Regions from separate parts of the Mus musculus genome. Here region 2 is linked to region 1. Evidence: chromatin loops called from intact Hi-C (ENCODE). Cell type or tissue: left cerebral cortex. All regions are shown on one strand.

Region 1 (8,000 bases):
CTAGAAGCAGCATTTTCCACTCTTGTGTAGTATGTCCTTCTAAGATTTCTTCTTCTTCTCCTTCTTCTCCTTCTTCTCCTTCTTCTTCTTCTTCTTCTTCTTCTCCTCCTCCTCCTCCTCCTCCTCCTTCTCTTTCTCCTCCTCCTCCTCCTCCTTCTTCTCCTTCTCCTTCTTCCTCTCCTCCTCCTCCCTTCTTCTTCTTCTTCTTCTTCTTCTTCTTCTTCTTCTTCTTCTTCTTCTTCTTCTTCTTTTCTTCTCCTTCTCCATCTCTTCTTCTTCTTCTTCTTCTTCTTCTTCTTCTTCTTCTTCTTCTTCTTCTTCTTCTTCTTCTTCTTCTTCTTCTTCTTCTTCATCTTCTGCACCAGCACCAGCACCAGCACCAGCACCAGCACCACCAGCATTGTATTTTCAACTGGAATATAGAATTGTAAGTCTCCATATGGCTTTTTCATAATCTTTTGATTTAGTTAACTGTTTCTTCCACCCTCTTGTTCCCATAATCCCCAACACCTTCTTGCTTAAACTTTCTCACTCTAGTATTTCCCATTGCTACTTTCACATTACTTATGTCCTACTATCCTCCCTTCCTTAAGGTAACCTCTTTCAATGCCCTCTTTCTGGTTTCCTGGCTTCTACAGGTATTTCAAACTTAACACACTCAATTAGAAAGTCAAAACTAGAATCCACATATGAGAGAAAGTATGTGGCATTTATTTTTAGTGCCTGGTAACCCTCACTTAATACACTTTTTTTTTCAGTTTTATCAATTTATTCTCAAAATTTATCATTTCATTTTTCTTTATAGATGAATGACATTCCATTTGCATATGTAGTACATTTTCATTATCCATTCATCGGTCAATTGACATCCAGACTAATGTTATTTCCTAGCTATCATGACTAGGTCTGCAGTGAACATGGAGGATAAAGTATCTCTATAGCAAGAAATAGAGTCCTTTGGATATATGCCTGGGAATGCTAGAGCTAGATCATATGGTGGTTCTCTCTCTACATTGTTGAGGGGTCAGCACACTGATTTCCACAGAGGCTATACCAGTTTAAAATCCCATACATTGAGTTGTAAATATTCCTCTTTCCTCACATCTCCAGCATTTGCTGTCATTTGATTCCTCCATGATAACCATTCTGACTGGAGTTCTTAACGGAGTTTTGATATACATTTGCCCAATAGTTACTGATATTGAACAATTTTAAAATGTTTATTAAACAAATCAAAACCAAAATATACTTTAAAGAAAAATGTATTACTAGAAACAAAGCATTTGATAGTTTTTGTTCCTGTCACAAGGATATTTTCTTTCAAGACCACCTCACAACCTCCCCCACACTAACTTGGTGCCCTACAAGTCAATTCAATTCCATACTGACTGCTTAGTTTCAAACTCAACAGGTTAAGAGCTCAGACACACCTTCATCCCAGGTGCCACTGCAAGTATAAGATCCCTCAGTTAACCAAATTTCCTTCTAAACAGGCTATAAATGTGCATGTTCCTATAATATCCACTCTCCAGTTTCAACAGTTTTCAGGGTAAAAATCACAGAAAGATGGAGTTCTAAACCACCTGATCAGAAGGCAAACAAAATAGAGAGAGGGTGGCACAGATTCCCCATGCACTCTGAGCACAACATTGTCCTAGCGCTGTGATACAGTCCATCTTTAGAGTTTTTATGGAATTCTCAGTCCACAGGCATGATTAAGTCACTGGCCATTGGTGATCAACAGACCTCCCTCCTGCCTGGGTTTGAGGTATATGGCTGAAATCTCTGTTTCTAATCAGCACTTGTTTTTTTTTTAATATCCAATCCTCATCCCAAAACTAAGAGCCTGACTGTAGGAGTCACCTCATGTGATGACCATTCCTGGTTGCCAACTCAACTGTATCTGGAATGAACTACAATCCAGAAATGGAGGGCACACCTGTGATCCAGATCTTGAAGGCACAGGTTTCTGACATGGATCTTAACACAGAGATCTTAAGGCATAGTGGCCATGAGAAGCTTAGGACCAAGCAAGCTAGTACATACCTTTAATCCCGGCAGATTGAGGCAAGCAGATCTCTGAGTTCAAGGTCAACCTGGAACAAAGCAAGTTCCAGATCCAGGTATGGTGGTACACACTTATAATCTGGGCCACACCTCCTACATTGGAAGAAGGAAGATTCACTCTTCTTTGACTGCTTTCATTCACTTACCAACACATCTGTTGGAACCTACTTCTCAGAAGATCAACTTAAAGAACTAGTCTTGTGGGAGGTCTGAACAACTACTAGATTCTTGGACTTCCCGTTCACAGCTGACCATTGTTGGGTTAATTGGACTACAGACTGTAAGTCATCACAATAAACTCCCTTAATATATAGATACTTTCCATACATTCTGTGACTCTAGAGAACCCTAAAACACCTCAGTAGAACAAGTCATAGTCCTGTCATTCTGATAATTCAGGATGAACCCTGCTCCAAGAAGTTAATACAAACCCCAACTAGCATTCATTTACATCACTAGCACACCTTTTATCAAGAGATAATATGTGCCAAAAGTTTCTAAAAAGAAATCCAAAATGTAGAGCAAAATTTGCCTGAACCAAAAGGTAAAATAGATGACTGCACACAATAACTATTTAACAGCTATAACCCAGCAGAAGACCAACAGAGAAGTAGGTTTTAACATGTATGTAAACCAGCAAGACGAGTGCACATCCATAAAGCCAATAGCTCCTCCCAATAGCAACAGACCATGTAGCCTTCTCAGGTGTATGCAGAACATCATCCACACTGGCCGTGAGTTAGTTAGCCTATGAAACAAAAGTTTCAAACAATGTAAAGAAATTTAAATCAAATAAGGCATATTCTCCAGATGTAAATTTGGGGGACTCATGAGAGGTGAAAATGAAACAACATACATCTAACTCATAGTGGATCGCTGTGGTGGTTTGAATAAAAATGGCCCACATAGGCTCATAGGGAGCAGCACTATTAGCAGGTGTAGCCTTGTCAGAGTGGGTGTGGCTTTGTTAGAGTGGGTGTGACCTTGTTGGAGTGGTTGTGACCTTGTTGGAGTGGGTGTGGCCTTGATTGAGGAAGTGTGCCGTTGAGGGTAGGCTTGGAGGTTTCAGATGTTTAAGCCAGGCCCAATGTATCATTCTCTCTTCCTGATGCCTGAGAATCCAAATGTAAAACTCTCAGCCCCTCTGCAGTACCCTATTTGCCTGCCCTCTGCCATGCTTCCCACCATGACAATTATGGACTAACCCCTTGAGCTGTAAGCCAGCCCCAGTTAAGTGTTTCCTATATAACAGTTGCCAGCACGTATGTAGCAGAAGACCATCTGCCTTGTCTCGCCCCAGTGGGAGATGATGTGCTTAATCCTGTAGAGACTTGATGCTCCAGGGAAGTGAGATGTCCTGGGCACCCTCTCAGAGGCGAAGGGGAGGGGTATAAGGTGAAGAATTCTGGGAGGGGGTACCTGGAGGGGATCAACATTTGGAATGTAAATAAACAAAATAATTAATTTAAAAAAAGAAGTGTTGCCCTGGTCATAGTGTCTTTTCACAGCAATAGAAACCCTAAGACAAAAGAAATTACAAGGCAACCTTCAGAGGCTGCACACATTGTTTTCTTATGTGTGTATGTCAGCATTAATGTGCACAGCTACAACTCTGGTGTGTAGAGGTGCCATTAATCTGAAACGCTATCCAAACAAAGTAGTTTACATTACTGTGAGGAAACATAAAGCAATATAAATAGGAAAATATAGATCAATCAACCTCTGCCACACAGGATTTTGTGGTGGACCAAATACAATAATATGTAGTGAGACCTTTGCCATTTATAATACAAAGATGAGTCACTGCAGTTGCTCATCTGTTCAGGTTGGTAGACATTCCATCTAGATCCAAGGCTGACTCAACCTCTAATTGAACAAACTCTAAAAAAAGAAAAAACAAAAAGGAGAGAAAGAGAGAGAGAGAGAGAGAGAGAGAGAGAGAGAGAGAGAGGAAGAAAGAAAGAAAGAAAGAAAGAAAGAAAGAAAGAAAGAAAGAAAGAAAGAAAGAAAGAAAGAAAGAAAGAAAGAAAGAAAGAAAGAAAGAGAAAAGAAAGAAAAGTAGATCATTGTACTGAATTCAATATTTGCTTGCCAACATTTGAACTTTAATTCAAGCACGGGAGTGCGTTTCTCCACAAGGCTGATGAGAGTCTGGCTTTCTGGGAGCAGAGGTCTACAACGGTAGGCATTACCAAATACGGAAGCACGTAGGTGTCCTGTTTCTTGCAGATGGCCTTGTCTTGATTGAACATAGTTCCTCATTTTTCTCAAAGGTTTTAAGTAATGTCTTTTTATGTTGGGGAAAAAAAACAATGAATGGGACTGAATAAAATTCTACAGCCTTGAATTATAAATGCAGGCAGAACATACATGGTGACACACGCCTATAATCTCAGCACTCGGGAGGCAGAGTAGTGAGTTCAAGGTCATTTTAGGCTATGTAGCAAGACCCTATGTTATATACATATATTCAGACAGATTTGAAGTTTGCAGAGTCTCATCTTAGACCTATGCTATCAGCTATATAATACCCTTCTCTAAATCTGGCATATATGCAGCTCAGCTCTCAGAGGAAATAAGAAACAGCTTGTGTGACATCAGAATATAAAGCAATTTTATATATTGGAGAAAGAGTAAAACTTCAATACTTTCACATACTCCCCTCCAGGATTTCCCATCAAGAGATCATTTTAAAACATAACATGGCTCAAAATAGCCTTGGCATTTGGCCCAGTTCATTTGCCACAACTGAGAATTTTCTTTGGCATTCCATTTTATTGTAAAATGTTATGTATCTTCATAATATCTCTGTGTTTATCTTTATGATAAAGTTGATTCTTTTCTTCTCTTTCCCCTTACTCCCTTCCTCTCCCTACGTCTCCATCCCTTTCCCTCCCTGCCCCTCCTCCCATCCCCAGCACCCTACCTTCTGTGTGTTCCTACACCAGAGATAGGTATCTTTCTCCACCACTCTCCACCTTACTTACTGAGACAGAGTCTCTGGTTTGACTAGGCTGGAAAGACAATGAACTCCAGGGATCCACTTGTCTCTGCTCCCCCAGTCCTGGGATTATAGAAGTTACAGATGAGTACCACAATATCTCACAATTTTGTAGGTCCTGGGGTTCAAACACAGGTCCTCCTATTTGCATGACAGCCACTTTACCAACTGAACCAACTACCCCATCCCTTCCTTCCCATTTTAAAATAAAAAGTAGTTTAAGTGACTTCATAATGACACTCTGAAGAGGATCCACCTGTGTAGCTTCCAGCCACAGCTTCATACCGCACTGCGTTCCCCATTTAGAACTCTGGGATAGTGCCGTGAGAGAATCCTGCTGCCTCTCTCTCCCAGATCCTTGCCTGATACAAAACCTTGTTTACAATTCTGGGGAAGCAAGCCTGAAGATACTGTTATGGCCTGCTTCCCGGGGCTCTCTGCTGATTATCGGGGCTCAGCTTACACAGTGTGTTCTGCTCACTGATGTATCATCCCCGTGCTTGGCACTATGCTGAGCACACTGGAGGTGTTCTACTGACATTTCTCAGATGACTAATACTGCCCAGGGATCTTGTTTATCGAATCCTTTGTTCCAAGAAATAAATAATGTATCCCAAAATAAAATATTGAACAGGAATTATTGTTTATTGGGGTTTAAGGCTAGGCATGTACATACGGCCATCTCATGATTTGGGGACATAAAAATGGGCAGGCAGGATGGTGCATTGACTGTGGGTTTGGAGTGATCACCTGCCTCAAGCTCGCTGACTTGCCTTTGGTGATGGCCCATAACCTGAAGTTCCATGCACATTCAGGGCTTAACGATTCATCATTTGTGGCTGGCAAGATGTTCAGTGGATAAAGTCACTTGCAGAATGCACAGTAGAAATAGAAAAGCAGACCCTGAGAATTATTCTCTCTCTCTCTCTCTCTCTCTCTCTCTCTCACACACACACACACACACACACAGAGAGAGAGAGAGAGAGAGAGAGAGAGAGAGAGAGAGAGAGAGAGAGAGAGTAAACTTTAAGTTGAGAGAAGTAAGACCAGTAACTCTGAAATGAAGGCTCACTCCTGTCAGCCTCAACAGCTCTCCTCTCAGAAGGAAATCCTTCTGAAGGCCAGGGATACCAAAGGGATGGATGCTTTGTTTCTGACAAAAGGGTTATTGACATAGCTTGACTGAAATGGTGTAGCATTTGAATATCTCACACCCTAGTGGGTCTACCTAGGGCCTCCTTTTACCTCATTGCTCTGTGGATGCAACCCAGTTAGAAGCTACTTACTGCATGTGTGGATCACAGCCAGCTGAGCTGAGTACATCCTAGCAAATATCTGTTCCAAATATAAAATAACACACTAGGTTTTAAAGACTTTGGAGGAGAAGAGAAACATAAAATAATCTCAATAATTTCGCATTGATTGTATGTCAAACTGACAACATAGCCTTGGATTGATCATGTCTGTCCACTCTCTTCTGAAAAGGGAAGTGGGCCCAATTAATGTCTAGAATTTCTGCATCTGATAGAAGACAATAAGCCACTTTAGGTTAATCCTCCAACAAATGGCCTCTGAAAAAAATTTTGAAGGGATCATAAGCAAACAAAGTCTTTGTAAATTAAATATATGAGTAAGCATACTATAGTCCAACAATCTACAGACATGCCACAGTAGTTGTTTGAGGGGGAAACAGATAATTAATATAAAAGGAAATAAACTAAGGGTCTATATTTGTTACTTTTTTCATTATTACAACAAAATACCCGAGAAATGCATTTTAAAGGAAGAAGTGTAGTCTATGAGACAGGGAAGACAGGGTGGCATGGGGCCCCTGGTCACACTGTACATGCAGTTAGAGCAGGAGAGGACATGAATGCTGGTGCTCAGTTGCTTTTCTCCTTTTATACATTTCTGGACCCAGCTGGTGGAATGGTGCCAAATGCATCCCAGATTCAATTAAACCTGTCCAGTCACTTCTTCCCAGGCATGCCCAGAGACTTGTCATGTAGATGATTCTAGAACTGGCCAAGTTGGCAATTAATACTAGCCATCACAGGACCCTTGCACAATATGAAGATAGTAGTTTGTCATAAACTAGGGTTGTCTAACTTTCTGTGTATGAAGTCCCAAAAATTAAAGATTATCATTTACAAAAAGTATTGGTCTGGATGGGCTCCCTGCTCAGAGTAGAAAGCTGGAAGCACCAAGAGAAACAAATGGGTCAGAAAGACGTCAGGCTCACCTGTCTTTAGGGCCCCAGACAACCACTCTGAATGCTAAGTTAACTCATGTCTCACCTGGGACCACAGGCTACAGCCATCCAGTCTCTGCTCTGTTCACAAAGCAGAAGAAAAAACTTCATTTAAAAAGATTGCTCTGACTTTACATAATGAGACGTTATGTAAAGAACAAACTTTATTTCAGGGACAGTACTGACCAGAGCAAACAGTGATAAGGAGAAAGGATTAAAAACATGTCAATCACATTTATGCCTCTGAGCATTCAGTGTGTACACAAACCTCACCCCATCAGCAGTTTCTCCAGGCACCAAACCCACTAACACGTCGGTGTTGAAAAAAATTTAGGTGACCATCTCAGCATCCACCGACTTGTTTCGGGGCTGGATGAAGGAGGTATTTTCATCAGCACCATCTGTTAAGAATTTGCTCATTTTGCAAGTTGATTTAAAAAAAAAAGCAGCAAGATTATTTTGACAGTTGTCTCCTGATGTCCTCCGCTGTGAGTTACAATGCATCTTTCTAAAATTCATACCTTTAAGTCCTAACACCCGGCATCCTAGAAAATGATGCAAATAGGCTCGATGCTGGTGTGACTAAGATGAGGTCAAACTGCAGCAGTGACTGGCATCATGTTTTAAAAGGGAACTGAGAGAGAGAGAGAGAGAGAGAGAGAGAGATGTGACAATGAAGGA
Region 2 (8,000 bases), 140 kb before region 1:
ATTTTGTGATGCACAAGTAGATGGGACACTAAAATGCCCAGTGTTGTTTAAATGAGAGAACCAGGGTAAGTTCAGAGGCCGACCTTAAAGATCTATGGAATAATTCTGCAAGAAGAAAGTCCCAAAGAGAATAGCTGACACTTAGAGAGAAGTAAAGGGAGTGTGTGTGTGTGTGTGGGGGGGGGGTGCAGCAGAGTGACATTGCATGTGCTGAGCATGCATTGAGTCATGGTTCCAATCCAAGCCCCTCCCCTGGCAACCATGTGCAGCATCATGGCGGTCCTCCTTGGATACCTTACTTTCCGTGGTTCCAATCACCTCATGCCAGCAGTGGCTTGGCAATATTAGATGGAAAAATTTGCAGAAGTAAACAGCTCATACCTTTTAAGTTGCATACGGTTCTGAGTAGCATGATGCAGTCTCTTGTTATCCCTATTTTGACTGGGACATCATTCCTCCCTGTGTACAGCAGGCCTAGTATATATTCACTACCCACCCACTAGTCCATGACAATCTCAGTTTTGAAGATAGACTGGCATAAAATCTCTTTGCTTATGTTAAAGGCACCTTTATTTTACTTAATAGTGGTTGCCAAGTTCAATGGTGGTGTTGAAAAGGGTGCACCAGAACCTAAAACATGGAAGAAGAGATGAATTCTGGTTCTATGTGGCAGCTGCAGGACCTATAGGCACATATACTGCATGACCTGGTTTGGGTGTTTTCTATCATTTCCGGTATCTGCTGGGCATCTTGGGACACATTCTATTGGGAATGGGGCCTGACTACTCTACTGTTATAATCGGATCTATTTCCCTAATTGTATAAGCAGACAAGCCCTGTCCGGGCCTCTCAACAGCTCTGTGATGTTGTCTCCCTATTTTCTCTCTCATTTCTGGGTTCTGGATTTTCTTTGTTCATATTTGTATTTTTCTCATTTTATTCAATACTGACTTTGGACACTCTCTTCATTCTACTCCTGCCAAATGCACGAAATTCTTACATTTCAAACCCTCCCTTCATGTTTCTCTGTTGCTCTTAGCAGCTCATGCTTCAAATGGAGCAAGGTGTAACTGTTAAACTAGCTTTCTGGTGGGCATCAAGATGTGTTTGTTACTCCCCTAGACCGAGCCATGGCTCTTTGGTTCCATTGTTCCCAGTCCTAAGGGAAGACAGAATCATCATGGTGAGGAGGCGGCTGCTCACCCCAGGGTCACCAGGAGCAAGAAAACAAAGAGGAAGGGTTTGAAGACATCATATACTCTGCTGACTGACTTTCTTAAGTAGATTTCCAATTAGGAATGAACTCACCACTGACAAAGTTCATAACTCAGTGATCTAATCTCAGCTCAGTAATGACACAGCTGGTGGCCAAGCCTTCCATACAGGAGTTTTTGGGGTGGAGGATGCATCATACTAAAAGCGTTAACAGTTGTTTTTCCCAGTTAAAAACAAAGGCCTGTGACACAGGGAAACCAACAACCTACTGTAGCAGTTATACAGCTAAGAAAAACACAGCTCAACACTATAGCTGGGCTGCTTGTCTCTCGAGGTCAGGCTGGTAACCCTCACAGATGTCAAAACTCATCCTTGTTTCCTGTGCAGCTCTAACGATAGCCACCAGGCATCTACCGAACCCATTCTTCCCTTCAGACAAGCAAGATGGTGGGATCTGTCTCACCCAAGCTAGTACATTTACTTACCCCGGGTTGCAGTGAATCTAATGAGGTGAGCTAGCTGGCTCTCAATGACACTAAAATAACAACAAAGGCAAAGTGAAACTAAGATCAGAAGGCAGAGACAATTCTAGGCCACACTTTCTGCTGGTAGATAACCGACCCCCCCCCACCCCCGAGTAAAAAGCATCAGATAAAGAAACCCTGAAAGACAAAGAACCCACCTGAGGAGGGCTTACAGAATGCTTCCTTTTGTTTCTGGACTCCCCCTCCATCATAGCACCTACAGTGGCACTCCTCCTCAAAAGCTGCCTAAATTCCTAAGATATAAAAGTCTAGCTCCTCTGCCAAAGCTACTTCGAATATGCTACCCTGGGACCATTTCTATATCAATCCTGAACCCTTCTCAAGTTCTCTGGTGTTTTTTTTTTCTAATGGTTTCTTACACTTGAATCACTTAACTAGAAGAAAAAGCCATTGTCTATTCTATCTTCCCCAGCATGGGGTTAGCCAGAGCTCTGGTGGAGAAGGTTTCCCTCTTTCCCTCAGTCCGAGCTGCCGTCTAATTTAATTCACTTATATGACACTATAGGAACAGCTGCCCCTTGTTTCAGAGAAAATAATAGCAGTGGGAATAGCATAATAGCAGGAGGCTAACCTAAAAATATGATAGGGCTATCCTACAATCTACCTCTCGTGTGTTCTGATTGTTTTTGTCAGTGTTGACGGGCATATGGTGAGTCACGAAATGGTCTCAGCCATTTCCTCTTAAAATAACCCATCCATTTCTAAAACACTCACAGGTTGTGAAGCACTTTTCCCCACATTATCTCATTTGCCTTTCACATCAAACTCACCATGTCCAAATTGCAATAATTTCCCTCTCTCAAAGATACTCCACCCTTAGGGCTCTCTATTACCGTAACCACCCGCAACCTCCAGCTCTGATAATGTTCCTCACTCTGCTCCTACTCCCCATCCCTTAGCACTCACTAGTTTAAACCTCCCTAACCTGTCCTACTGAACAGATATCACTATTTCGTCTGTTGAGTAGCAAATGCCATTGCTGTAAGTGACATCATTATCCAGAATATCGCTTTCAGTAGAGAGTACCATGGAACACTGAAAAATAAAAATAAAAATAAAAATAAAAATAAAAATAAATAAAGGAAGGAAGGAAAGAGACACTTGTGGTCAGCCCCATAACCTTCCCAGAAGGGCTTAGGGTTTTATGGGAACGTAACTCCATCCACTGGATCACCTTCTTGTTTACTGTGCCCACATCTTCTTTTGCATTATAGGCCCACAGTTGTGTAGTCTTAACATAGATCATAAAACACCGAAGGTGAAAACACTTAATCTTTGATCATTGGAAAAGCATCCTTAGTACTTTCAATGCCCTTCGATGTTAGTGAAGGGCCCGACTTAACACTACAAACTCCATTTTGCTCTCAGACTCCATTTCATGACTAACTTGCCCTCTAAATAAACTCAGCTATTGGGGAAAAAAAACCTGACTTGTTACAGAAGCCATGTCACCTGAGTAAATAGCCACTCCACCTCCAGCAACAAGCAAACAGGTCTTAAGGTCTTACTGACTGTCTTGAAGTAGATTGATTAAGCTAGCAACCATTGTTCATATCAAGCTGAAATCATTACCAGCCAACAGAAGTGCTCCAAGCAAATGCCAAGCAATCATGTAACGACCAAGTTGGAAAGTCCTTTACCATGTTACAACAACCATGATAAATAGGCAAGGCTTGTACCAGCTCAGACTTCCACACCATCCACTGTGCTGAAGACCCAGAAGGGTCCCAGCTCAAACTTGAATAAGGACTCTTTGCTTTTGTATATGAGTTGGAGTCTTGGTGGTCTCTGGTGGTCTGTGAGGACCTTACAATCTGGGCATAACAGTTATTTCTTCTCTTTCAAACCCATTTAACAAACCACAGCCTTACTATGTATCTACAATAATGCTGTGCTTCTTCAAACCATAGATCTAATTTCCTATCCAAATCTAAGCAAGACATGACATCCAAGTACTATTGATATTTAATTTGCAGTCATTCCACACTCAGTATTTGATTTGATCTCTCAGTGTCCCATGATCTCCCACACCTAAGTCATTTTTATCTATGAAATAAAATGTCAAGAAATGTCTCCTTCATTCTAGCTTTCCAAGTTCAAGGCCACCCAGTCTGCAAAGCCAAATATCCCTGCAAAGAGAGGTTCCTTTCATTCTAGCTTTCCAAGTTCAAGGCCACCCAATCTGCAAAGCCAAATATCCCTGCAAAGAGAGGTTCTCAAGCACTCAGCAGAAAGGAGACTGCTTCTTACTTCCAATGATATATACAACTCACTTCAGACTAAGGGACACAGAACAATTTCTAATATAAATTCAGATCCTACTATTATCCCTTGTTTTACTATTCTATGAACTTATATGTACAAGAAACTAATTCCATTGAATTGTCAGATATAGATGAGACCTACAGATGTCTAGAATGCATGCTGCTTTCAAAGAGCTTCAAGCTAAAGGGAAATAAATAATTGAATTTGTGAATTATTATATAACTACATTTTGCAGATGGGACACACACATACACCCCTCAGCCTTATTTCTTCTTAATATTGCATATTTTTTTCTAATAAGTATGGCTGTGCTCACTACTAGTCTTGACTGCTTGTTGTCTGTAGTGCCATGTCTGGAATATTGCTGGTATTCATGACAGAAAAGGAGAAAACAACAAATTGTACTCTGGAGGCTTCCACAGAGAAGGGACACACATTAGTTCTGTTTGTATTTCATTGACCAATTTGATGTCAAAGAGCTGGAAGTAATTATGGTATTTCTCCTGAGTGGGATACCAAATATATTTTTAATAGCAAGGTCAACGATGATGAGTTTTAAAAAAATGTATCAAAATCACATTAGCAAGTGACAGAACAGGGACTAGGGACTAGAAAAGCAATTTGGTTCTCTCTTCATTTCATTGAAAGGAAGTTACTAACAGAGGGGTCTGGAGCTGGGATGCCCAAAAGCAACTGTGTTCTAAAGATGCAAACTGGGCTGACCTGCTGAGAACTTCAGAAGGGAAAGGAAACAAAAGAAAATAAGAGCTTGCTTAATGTCACTTCTCTCAGCATCTCATCCGCAACCGGAGGAGCATCAGCCACTGTGGCCATAGAAGGAAATACAGGAAGTGGCAGCCTCTGTCACTGTCAATTGCCTTTAAAGGATGCTAGACACAGTGAGAGAGCTGTAAATGGCACAAAGCTCTGACTGCATTACCTGGACTCCAAGTTCCATTACCAGCAATCACAAGACAAAAGGCCTTGGGAAGTTTGACAGAACAGGGATTAATGGGGCATAGAGGAAGCTGAGAAAGACTTTACTCACATTCTTCTTTTAACTTTCATTAATTTTCCGATTATTGGAAATTTTACTCAAATTTAGTTTATGTGAGTTAGAGACTTTTTTTTTGCTTTGGGTTGTCCAATCAGGTACAGCCCCTGATTGCTCATGGTGGCTATATTGCAGTATTAAATACTGCAATTAAATTAAGTAACACATCTCTTTGAGGGTACTAAAAACTAGAAAGGAAGAAAAGCTGGGGCAGACATGACTTGGGCTGTAGAAGGATTCTTTGGGTCCCTTTTGGCTGTATATATGAGGTTCTCTTCCAGTGTCTGGTTGCCTGGCTTCTAATGTCTGGTACCTGAGTCTCTCTTGCCCATTGCCTGACAGCATGGAGGTGGGAAATGGCTGAGAGATCAAGTGCTTTACCAAGTAGTGGTTAGAAAAGCCTTAATGCTCAGCTTCCTTCCCTTCTCCTAACACAAAGGGGCATAATTTATGCTACAGAGCTCCTTCCTGGTGGAGGTGGCTTGAATGAGAAATGCCCCCCACCCCCCATAGGTTTTGGTATTTAGCTCCCAGTTTGTAGCACTGTTTGGAGAATGTTAGGTGGTGTAGCCTAACTGGAGGAAAATATGTCACTGAAAGTAGACTTTGAAATTAAAAGTCTCATTCCACTTCTAGTTTACTCTCCCCTTTTGGGGCGTGAGCTCTCAGCTTCCTCATCTAGCCATTATGCCTCCCTTTTTAGAGAGTGAGCTCTCAGCTTCCTGATCTAGCCATCATGCCTGCCTCCTGCCATGCATCCCCAGATGATGGACTGTTATCCCCTTGAGACTATGAGCCCAAATAAATGCTTTCTTGTGTATAAGTTGCTTGGTCATGGCATTTTTATCACAGCAACAGAAAAATAAACAAAACACTTGGTCAGGCCAAGGTTGAGTTTGGGCCTGTAGGTGATTCTTTCTTTGCTAGATGTCCTGGCCATTAAGAATGATATCACAGGTAGCTGACTATAATGGACACAATTGACCAGTTGCCCCTGAACTCCACTGTGGATTTTTGCTAAGGTTATGCCTCGTCTGGACTACTCCTACCCTCAGCTGAAGATGGTGGGATTCTGCAGCAAGCTGTTGTAGGGAGCCCTGGGGAATCCACTCTCAATGTTTGCTTGAAAACTGACTTGAATGTTACACAATGTGTGCATGTATCAAAATATCACATGGCAACCTGTAAATGTGTAAGGCCTCTTTCTAGGTCACAAAAAGGGAACGAAAGTGGCAAAGGTCATGAGAACAGGCTCTGGTGAAGATCTGACACTCAGTGAAGGAAAAAGGCAGGCAACAGAGTGAGAACATTCTAGGTTGCTGACCAGGCTGAGGAAAATCCAGTGCAGACAGTGGATTCCTGCGTCTCCTTCGCTGCATCATCCTTGACTGGGGAATTTACTCCCAGGAAGTATAGCAGACACTAACCATGGAGAAATGTCACTTGATATCTCTCTCAAAGACCCATGCCTGTCTTGTTCTCTTATACAGCTCAGGGCCACCCTGCCTAGGGTCTGGTAGTAGCCACATTGGGATGCAACATCAACTACTGATGTAGATATGCTCTTCCTGAGTTTGCAGACAGACCGATGTGATCTGGGCAATCCTTTATTTAAGATTGCCTTCTCAGGGCTAGGCAGATGGCTCAGTGGTTAAAAGCACTGGTGCTCTTCTGGAAAATATGAGTTCAATTCTGAGCACCCAGATGGTGATTCACAACCATCTGCAATTCCCAGGAGAGCCAATGCTCTCTTCTGGCCTCCATAGGAACAAGGTATGCATATGATATGGTGCACAGACACATCCAGGCAGAATCTCCTTACACATAAATCTAATAAAATTTTAAAATAATAGATTTCCTTCTCAACTGACTCGGGGCTATGTCAAATTAGTCATTTAATCTGACTAGGGTAGGATGCTTTGTCTGGAAACTCTAGTAACTTTAGAGTCTGAGAAAAAGGTAAGAGGAGAGAGCAAGTTCTGCATGACTGGATTTGCCAAACCCAAGAGATTTTCTTAATAATTGTGATACACCTTGAAAACATGGCAGAGAGTAGACAGATATACTGGATCAAAGGAAATACAGTGGTCTGGGTGAAAGGTTAGGCTGACGCAGACTAAAGCAGAATTGGAGAACCATAGCTCTTGGCACATTATACTCCAAGAGTGGAAATCATTGCACTTTGCAATGCATGAAATGTCTCAAGCCAATTTACATACTAAACCATTTCCCCAGTGTGATGGTTTTAGAGGTGACATCTTTGGTAGGTAATTTTGTCATGAGAGTTGAATCTTTATTCCTGGAATTATGACCTTTCCAAAGGACTCTGGAGAGGAGGAGGAGGAGGAGGAGGAGGAGGAGGAGGAGGAGGAGGAGGAGGAGGAGGAGCAGGAGCAGGAGCAGGAGCAGGAGCAGGAGCAGGAGCAGGAGCAGGAGCAGGAGCAGGAGCAGGAGCAGGAGCAGGAGGAAGCAGGTAGGTCTAGAATAAACAGAGTGATTGAAAGCATACCTCAGGATACCCTGTAAGCTTGTCTTAACAGGGCCACTTTGAGGTACTCCAGTATGGGGTTGCTTTCTTTGGATACAATAAGTAAGTAGTATTGATTGTGCTGGTTGTCCTGAAGAGGGACAGGGAGTGGCTACAGCCTCCATTGCTAGACCTGATCAACTTTTGTTGATCAACTTTTACATTTTGTTTTATTGTTAAATTTTGAGAGGGAGCAAGGTCATAGGAGAAACACAGTAGAAATCTAGTTGTTTTTTTTTTCAAACTTCTAGAGCAGTACCTAAAGCCAGTAATAAATTGTCCCAAGCTGCATCAGAGCCCTCCTCCATCCTCCAGAAACCCTACTTCTGCATCAACAAAAGGAACTGTGTTCCTTTACTGCTGCCTTTTGCCGCTGAGTCATAAGATTAAATTG

What was found. Hi-C counts contacts between places; a loop is a spot of excess contacts. Peaks named below come from ENCODE experiments on the same cell type or tissue, not always from the same donor. Only the 100,000 strongest peaks of a DNase experiment are listed, where the experiment ranks them.
Region 2: it touches region 1 in a loop (2.9-fold over the local background); 2 of 42 quality-filtered maps call a loop at or near these places.

What each region holds. Positions count from the first base shown.
Region 1 is chr1:169,891,110-169,899,109 of GRCm38, forward strand. No RefSeq gene overlaps it. Among named protein-coding and RNA genes, the nearest start is that of Gm39699, 31 kb to the right of the region's middle. In left cerebral cortex, no CTCF peak of the experiment used is centred here; DNase peaks (open chromatin) are centred at 4,746, 5,400, 6,335 and 7,716; H3K27ac peaks cover 3,690 bases.
Region 2 is chr1:169,754,750-169,762,749 of GRCm38, forward strand. No RefSeq gene overlaps it. Among named protein-coding and RNA genes, the nearest start is that of Rgs4, 11 kb to the left of the region's middle. In left cerebral cortex, no CTCF peak of the experiment used is centred here; DNase peaks (open chromatin) are centred at 2,049, 2,358, 4,881, 6,734 and 1 more place.